2 separate regions of the Homo sapiens genome follow, and region 2 is linked to region 1. A link is a contact called in ENCODE Hi-C or POLR2A ChIA-PET data. All regions are on one chromosome and are shown on one strand. Each heading gives the region's core, a stretch centred on a gene start or an enhancer-like site at or near the end of the contact. The rest is flanking DNA. Distances are from core to core; before and after follow the strand shown.

Region 1 (3,994 bases), core at 1,185-3,684:
TGGAGCATGAGTGAAACAAGCTCCCTGCAAAAGACTGGCTATCTGGAGGAAGCAGGACAGGCCATCCTAGGGGTGCTGCTGGGAAGAGGAATGGTTGGTGTCTTCAGGAGGCAGGGACCCTTGGGTTCTATTCTCAGATCCTGCCTCTGAAGTCAGCTCCAAAGTTCTTGGCTCTCCTATCTGTCCCTTGCCCCTGCCTGTCCCTGCATTTTGTCCTCCCTGTTTGTGTAAGTGGGGCCACTGCCATTTTCCCAGCCACTCAATTGGAAACCACCATTTTCTCAGACTAATACCAGCTACTGCCCTCAAGGCTTTAAGAACATAACCTCATCTCATTCGCACCGCAGCCTAGGAAGTAGGCACGTGAGTTATCTCCATTTTGTGGAAACGGAGGTCTAGAGACATCATCACTCCTCCAGGGTCACCCAGCCAGCATGTTGTAAAGCTGAGAGTTTGCAAAGAAGACAGGAACAGGGAGAAGACATTCCTGGCAGGGCACAGCCTGTGCGAAGTCCCAGAGGGGAGGGAGAGCATGGCACAGGACAGTGGGTGGTGGGTGCAGCTGGGTGTGCCAGCGAGAGTCGGGGGAGAGGTGTGGTTGTGATTGGATCTCAAGTGTTTTAGAAGTGGCAACATTTCCTGGGTGTTAGGTTCCAAACCACCTTCACATCTGTCATCTTATTTGATCCTGTTCAGTTGCTGTTGCAGTAAGCAGCTCAGAGAGGTGAAGAGGTACCCGAGGATGCATAGCTAGGAAGTGGCAGAGCTGGGCCCCAGCCCTGCTGTCATGTCCCCAGCACCTTTGGGGGATGGCCAAGACCACCAGGGCACTCTCTAGGGAACAGGGTTGGACCAGGACCCCTTTGATGGGGAAGGGATGGAAGAAGGGAGAGTGGGGGCCAGGGCTCCTGTCTTGTTTTGCCCCAAGATGCAGAGACTGGAGCCGCCACACTCAGCCCTCAACACTGTGACCTTGGACTTGTCCTCCCGTCCTCTGGGCCTCTGTCTCCCTGTCTGTAAAATGACAATCTCCTACTCACACTCCAAATCTCTGTTACGGCAGCATCTCCTCCAGGAAGACCCCCTAGCCTCTGCCTCCGCATCACCTCCTCCAGGAAGCCACCATGGCCTCTCCAACCGCATTGCATGCCTTTACTAAATGCTCTTAGTGCTCCGGACTGCCATACTCTATATCCCTCACCTCACAGCGTGACTCTGTGTAATATCTTCCTAGGTCTGGATCTCGATTTGGGACCTGCCCACATTTTAGCTACTTGTCTCTGAGCCTCAATTTTCTCATCAATAAAATGGGGAAGTAACAGTGCCTACCTCATATTTCTGTTATGACGATCCAATCAGAGAGCTCATGAATAGCAGAGTGCTGGGCAGCAAATAAGCCGTCAGGAAATGTTAATAGTTTCTTAAGAGTCAAATTGTGTCCCCCAAAAAGATATGCTGGTGTCCTAACTTCCCAGGACCTGAGAATGTGACCTTACTTAGAAACAGGGTCTTTGGGCCAGGATCGGTGGCTCACGCCTGTAATTCCAGCACTTTGGGAGGCCGAGACGGGTGGATCACTTAAGATCAGGGTTCAATACCAGCCTGGCCAACATGGTGAAACCCTGTCTCTACTAAAATTACAAAAATTAGCCAGGTGTGGTGGTGCATGTCTGTAATCCCAGCTACTACTTAGGAGGCTGAGGCAGGAGAATCACTTGAACCTGGGAGGCAGAGATCGCAGTGAGCCGAGATCGCGCCACTGCACTCCAGTCTCCATTGGATGAATCCAATGACTGTTGTCTTCATAAGAGAGAAATCTGGACACAGACGTAGACAGACGGAGAACAGCACATGATGATGTGACAGAGCTTGGGGCGACGCATCTACAAGCCGGGGACCCCACGATTGCCACCACCAGAAGCTGGAGACACTCCTGGAACGGAATTTCCCTCAGGGCCTCCAGAAGGAGGCAACCCTGTCCATACCTTGACTTTGGACTTGTAGCTTACAGAACAGTAATAGAATAAATTTCTGTTGTCTACTGTTTGTGTTAACTTGTTCCAGCAGCCCTAAGAAACGAATACACTGTTATTTCAACGCAGCAAAGCGAGCGCGGTTCTGGGTATACAGTGGTGCCCAATAAGCTCCACTCCCTCATTGCTGACCCTCTGCCTTCACTATCCTCCACCCCCACTCCCCTCCCCACTGGCTTCTCAGGCCAGGTCAGTCTGGGCTGGGGGGCACCTGCTGGGCCAGGCAGGCAGAGCAATTCCTGTGCCCTGGCTGAGGCCTGCGGCACCTCATTACCAGGCAGAATGTACCTCGATTTCACCCATGACTGGCACTGAAAAGCAGCCCTGGCTGGTGTCATGGATGGGCCAGAAGCTGCTCCGGGCGCCTCCTGCCCCCTCCTGGGCCTGGCAAATCTCTGAAGCACCCAGAAGCTGGCAGGCAGCACGCTCCACAGCTGAGCCACACAGATAAACCTCAACAGGCGCTGGGCTGTTCGGTCCTGGAGCAAACATCAGGAAATTAATAGGCCTTTCTGTGGGCAGCGCCTGGCCTGGCCCCCACTTCCCCCTCACTCCCGCCTGCCCCCCTCCCCTCATCCCAGGCTTTGTTTCCTTTTTCCCTTTGTTTCCTGTTTGCGATAAACACGATTCATGCCAGTCCAGCCGGGCCCCGTCACCAGCTCAAGGCCAGCCGTATTTCTCAGCAATGAGCCCCGAGCTGGCTGCAGTGAGGATCTGGGCCATGGACACAGGCGTGAGGAAGGGGCACTGTGGGCAGAGACAGGGCTGATGTGGGGGCGCCAGCAGGGAGCAGGGTGCCGGGTCTCTGTGAAGTGCCGCTGAGCACTGGGCACTGAGGGGAACTCAGAGAAGCCACCATGGCCAGACCCTCCCTATCTGGGCACAGCTGTGCCCACCCTTCCTACATGGACATAGCTTCCTGAGGCTGCTGTAACAAAGTGTCACACACCAGGCGGCTTAGAGCAACAGATATGTATTCTCTCGCAGGTCCGGAAGCCAAAAGTCCAAGCTCAAGGTGTCAGCAGGGCCATTCTGTCTCTGAAGGCCCAAGGGAAAGCTCCCTCTGGCCTCTTCCAGCTCCTGGTGGCAGCGGCCACCCTTGGCATTCCATGCCTGTGTGGCTCCAGCCTCCGCCTCTGTCTTCACACAGCCTTCTCTTCCCTGCGTCCCTCCCCTTCTTGTAAGGACTCCAGTCGTATTAGGACCTAATCTTAACCAATGTTAAGTAAGACCTAATCTTAACTAATGACATCTGCAACGATCCCATTTCCAAATAAAGGTCACATTCACAGGTACTGGGGGTCAGGAGTTCAATACATTTCTTTTTGGGGACAGAATGCAATGCATCCCAGCTGCTGAGGCTCCTGGTGGCATCTCTCATCACCGCCTGTCACACCTCAGCCATCCAGCCATCCTGGGCACCTGCAGCTTCCTAGTTGTGACTGGCTCTTCCTGGTCTCTGGGCCTCCGTCTGTGCTGTCATCCTCCCTGGATGCCTGACCCTACCATTGTCCAGTTGGTATACGACCCCTCATCTATCAAGATTAAGCTTTGCTGGCTGGGCGCGGTGGCTCATGCCTGTGATCCCAGTACTTTGTGAGGCTGAGGCGGTGGGTCACCTGAGGTCAGGAGTTAGAGACCAGTCTGGCCAACATGGCGAAACCCTATCTCTACTAAAAATACAAAAATTAGCCAGGCGTGGTGGCAGGTGCCTGTAATCCCAGCTACTCAGGTGGCTGAGGCATGAGAATTGCTTGAACCCGGGACGGGGAGGTTGCAGTGAGCCGAGATCACACCACTGCACTCCAGCCTGGGCAACAGAGCGAGATTCTATCTCAAAAAAAAGAAAAAAAAAGATTAAGCTTTGCCGTCTCTCCTGGGAGCCGTCACTGACCCCTGGCCTCCAGGCCCCTAAATGCCCGGTGCTCACCTGCACTGCAGCTCACACCTGCACAAGGGTC
Region 2 (3,705 bases), core at 915-3,414, 190 kb after region 1:
CCCCGAACCAGCCCTTCCAGTAGACGGAGTCCTGCCCCCCGTGCTCGAAGCGGACGAAGCGGACGCCCGGCCCGTAGTCGGTGAAGGTGTGGGAGATCTGGGGGTGGAGGTAACAAGAGTCAGCCTCGGAGGTCCTGAGGCCTCTCCTGCCGCCCCACCCCGGTACACCGACCGACCTGCAGCTCCCCCACTCGGTTTCTCCGCGGTATTCAGAACTCTCTCCACCACCCGGTGACTATCTCAGCCCAGCCCAGCCCAGCCCACCCCAGCCCAGGAGCGCTGTGGGCGGGGTCTCCTCGAGCCACGCCCCTCATGTCCGTGCCCCACCCCTCCGCCCTGGGTCCCCCAGGCTCACCTCCATCCAGCCCCCGCCGTCACTGTCTTGGGGCACTGCCACCTGCCCGCTGCTGAACTCAGCCAGCACGTTCTCGTGCTCGGACAGTAGCTTAACGGTGAGCTCGTAGAGGCAACCAGCGTCGCTGCGGCCCGAGTACCTGCTCAGAGGGAGGGAGCGAGGTGGGGGGCGGGAGGTGGGGTGGGGGCATGGCCTCAGCCCTGCTGAACACGTCCTGGGGATGGGGATTTCCACAAAAGTCCTCCTGTGCGCCCAACATCCCTGTCAGCCAGCACTGCCAGTGTTCCCAGTTTACAGATAAGGGAAACGAGGCCAGCAAGAGAAAGTGACAGCCCACGAGCGAAACACGAGGACTACATTCCAAGTTGGCCAGACCCCAGCTTGGGGCCAAAGCCAGTCCACAGAGTGGCCTTTGGTTTGGACCGCAGACTGATTTTGAAATATATACATTACATATATACAAACATATATATGTGCATATATTTGCCAACATTTAAAACTCAGGAGGGGAGGTGGGTTTCCAGGTTCTCCTGCAAACACGGAAGTTGTCAACCTTTGCAGACCCGTGGCCCACGTGGCCTCAACCCCTGCAGTGGGGAGGCAGCACCCCCAGGCGGGGGGTTCCCCAGCTGGCTCTCCCCTCTGCCTTACCCCGCTCCTCCCAGCCCCATGCCACCCCAGGACCCTCTCACCAGTCCTTCACCACGATGGCCGGCTGAGTCGTGTCCAGCAGCTCCTCCCAGTAGCCCTCAGCCTGCAGGTCAATGACCTGTGCTTTGCGACACCACCTGGGAGAACTGGAGTTAGGACAGAGCGAACGCTCCCCCCTTCCCACCTCCTCCACCCCCTTCTCCTTACTCAAAGGAGGAGGCGAAGTACTTCTTGACGCTCTCATCGTGGGTGAACTCCACCCCACTGTCTCCAGGCAGCTCCTCCACCCTCCAGCCGTCCCCACCATGCTCCACGTCACACCAGCCTTCCAAGTCCTCTGTAGGGACACGACAGCCCCACCCTGGTCACTCAGTCCCTGCTAAGGCTGGCTCTTGCCACTATGTGGTGGGGGGCAGGGCAAAGGTCGCACTTGGTGTCTTGGTGGGCAGATGATGAATGAGAGGGTGGACCAGTGGGCAGTTTCTAAATCTGCCTCCCGGGAGGTATGTCCCCCATCCCGCCCTGCCCCAGCTGGCTGAGGGTGGGAGGACCCGGGAGACCCCAGGGCACAGGTGGCCAGAGAGCTACAGTAATAGACAGCCTTGGGGCTACCCAGTGCTGGCACTGAGCCAGGCGCTTAATCCCATTTCTCCCTCAAAGCCAGGCGGCGCCGTTTCGGCCCATTTCGCAGCAGGGGAAGCTGAGCTCGCCCAGCGAGGGCCTCTCACCTTCCCCACACGGGTTACGCAGAAGGTTGCGGCGCCGCTTGCTCAGGAAGTAGAACTGCTGCCAGTGGTCGCGCTCCTCCTCCACGCCGCCCTCGGGCACCAGCCCCTCCTGCTGGCACTTGAGCAGCCACAGCGGGGCGCCGTCCACCAGCTCCTTCCAGCGCAGGCACACCAGGCGGCAGGCCTGCACCAGCTCGGCGGCCGGCAGTGCGGCCAGCACGCGCAGCAGCAGCGGCTCGGGCAGCTCGTCCAGGTACGCGGCGGCGGCCGCCGCCTCCTCCTCCTGCTGGTCCTCCGGCCGCTCCTCCTCAGCACTCGCCTCCTCTGGCTGCTCCTCCGGGCTTGCCTCCTCGGGCTGGCCCACGCTCTCTGCAGGCAGGGATGGGTGGGAGGCTGTGATTCCTCCACCCTGTACTCCTCCAGGCCCCAGGACTGCAATGTGCCCGTAACCTCCCCCACCCACCGTGGGACAATCCACAGCTGGGGCCGGAGATTCTGTGACTCCATACTGGTGCCCAAGGAGGAGGGCCACAAGGCCACAGACCAACCCCGGATCAGCCCCTAAGTCCAAAGAGGTGCCTCAGAGGCCTATTTCCTCTGCTGGACCAGTAAACCCCACGCCTGGGCAGATGGCAACAAGGATCATATTATTATTATTAATGGCATCCATCTATAGCACTGCACAGTGCTTCACACAGGAACTTCTTTCTTCCTCCCAACCACCCTCTGAGATTCCTGCTCCCCTCACCTCCTCAGGAAGCCTTCCGGGACTTCCCCCTATGACACCCTCTCACAGCCCTTCCTAGCTTTTGTCCTGGGGTGTGATCCTGTGATAAACGCCTGTCTCTGGACCATACGGAGCCTTATAAGGGCCAGAACATGGTCTGGAAAACACACAGCTTCATGCCCTGTGCCTGGCATCTGGCACTTTCCTGGTCTGTTGTCAGGAACTCATGTTTTGGGGGCACTCATCAAGTGTTAGGCACCGTCCAAAGCATTTCAACTTCATTTACTCTTTAAATCCTCATACCACTTCTTTGAGGTTGCTCTTATTGCTGTTCTTATTGCATTGATGAGGAAACTGAGGCACAGAGAGGTGAAACGGCCCAGGATCACACGGCTAATCAGTGGTTGGAGCCTGGATTTGAACCCAGACAGCCTGGCTCCAGAGCCATCTTAAACCACCACAGCCTCCACAGAATAATTCACTGAATTAGTAGGCAGTGTTAGGATTTTGACTTTTTTTTTTTTTTTGATATGGAGTCTCGCTTGCTCTGTCACTGCTCAATCTCAGCTCACTGCAACCTCTGCCTCCCGGGTAGCTGGAAGCTGAGAAGCGATTCTTCTGCCTCAGCCTCCCAAGTACTGGGATGACAGGCATGTGCCACCACGCCTGGCTAATTTTTGTATTTTTAGTAGAGACTGGTTTCACCATGTTGGCATGGCTGGTCTCAAACTCCTGACCTCAGGTGATCCACCCGCCTCAGCCTCCCAAAGTGCTGGGATTAAAGGCGTCAGCCACCACGCCCGGCTGACTTTTCTTTTTAAAGATAGGGTCTCACTCTGTTGCTCAGGCTGACCTCCAACTCCTGGACTCAAGCAATCTTCCTGCCTCGGCCTCCTAAAGTTCTGGGATTACAGTCATGCTCCACTACACCCAGGCCAGGATTTTGACTTTGCAGGTGCAAATGCTCAGGCTCAGGGATGAAGTGACTTGTTGAAGGACACACTGCCAGTATTTAGGGAAGGGGACATGGGACCTGGGGCCTTCAGGGGCTGGAGAACAGAGCCTGGAGACCCAGCTGTCCCCAGCTATTGTGTGACTTGGGGATGAGGAGGGACTTATTAAAAGAAACTCTATCAAGCAAGGAGATGACATAGGGGCTTGGGGAAGGAAACTTTCTCCACCTCCTTTTCCCATCCGTGGCCCTCAGTTTTCTCATCTATAAAATGGGGGTAATCATTGTGCCA

What was found. Hi-C counts contacts between places; a loop is a spot of excess contacts on that map. ChIA-PET counts read pairs that join two places held with the same protein, here RNA polymerase II (POLR2A). Pooled maps may share reads with other maps.
Region 2: a map of dorsolateral prefrontal cortex shows a loop between it and region 1 (3-fold over the local background). The contact joins two enhancer-like sites. A Hi-C loop is called at or near these places in 1 of 168 maps with a recorded cell type or tissue (dorsolateral prefrontal cortex) and 4 of 50 pooled maps. POLR2A ChIA-PET finds 5 or more read pairs at or near these places in 4 of 52 experiments (H1, HCT116, MCF 10A and 1 more).

What each region holds. Positions count from the first base shown.
Region 1 is chr1:11,456,502-11,460,495 of GRCh38, forward strand. No RefSeq gene overlaps it. Among named protein-coding and RNA genes, the nearest start is that of DISP3, 21 kb to the right of the region's middle. Within about 2 kb of position 2,435, at least 5 of the 41 ENCODE cell types and tissues checked have a DNase peak (open chromatin) inside an H3K27ac peak, as active enhancers do; they include dorsolateral prefrontal cortex, where a contact is called at or near this core.
Region 2 is chr1:11,648,732-11,652,436 of GRCh38, forward strand. FBXO2 (F-box protein 2) reads right to left here. Exons shown (of 6, transcript NM_012168.6): 2 at 1,735-2,103; 3 at 1,214-1,343; 4 at 1,048-1,143; 5 at 356-494; 6 at 1-97. Among named protein-coding and RNA genes, the nearest start is that of FBXO2, 3.8 kb to the right of the region's middle. RefSeq lists enhancers at 1,001-1,709, 1,710-2,417. Within about 2 kb of position 2,165, at least 6 of the 41 ENCODE cell types and tissues checked have a DNase peak (open chromatin) inside an H3K27ac peak, as active enhancers do; they include dorsolateral prefrontal cortex, where a contact is called at or near this core.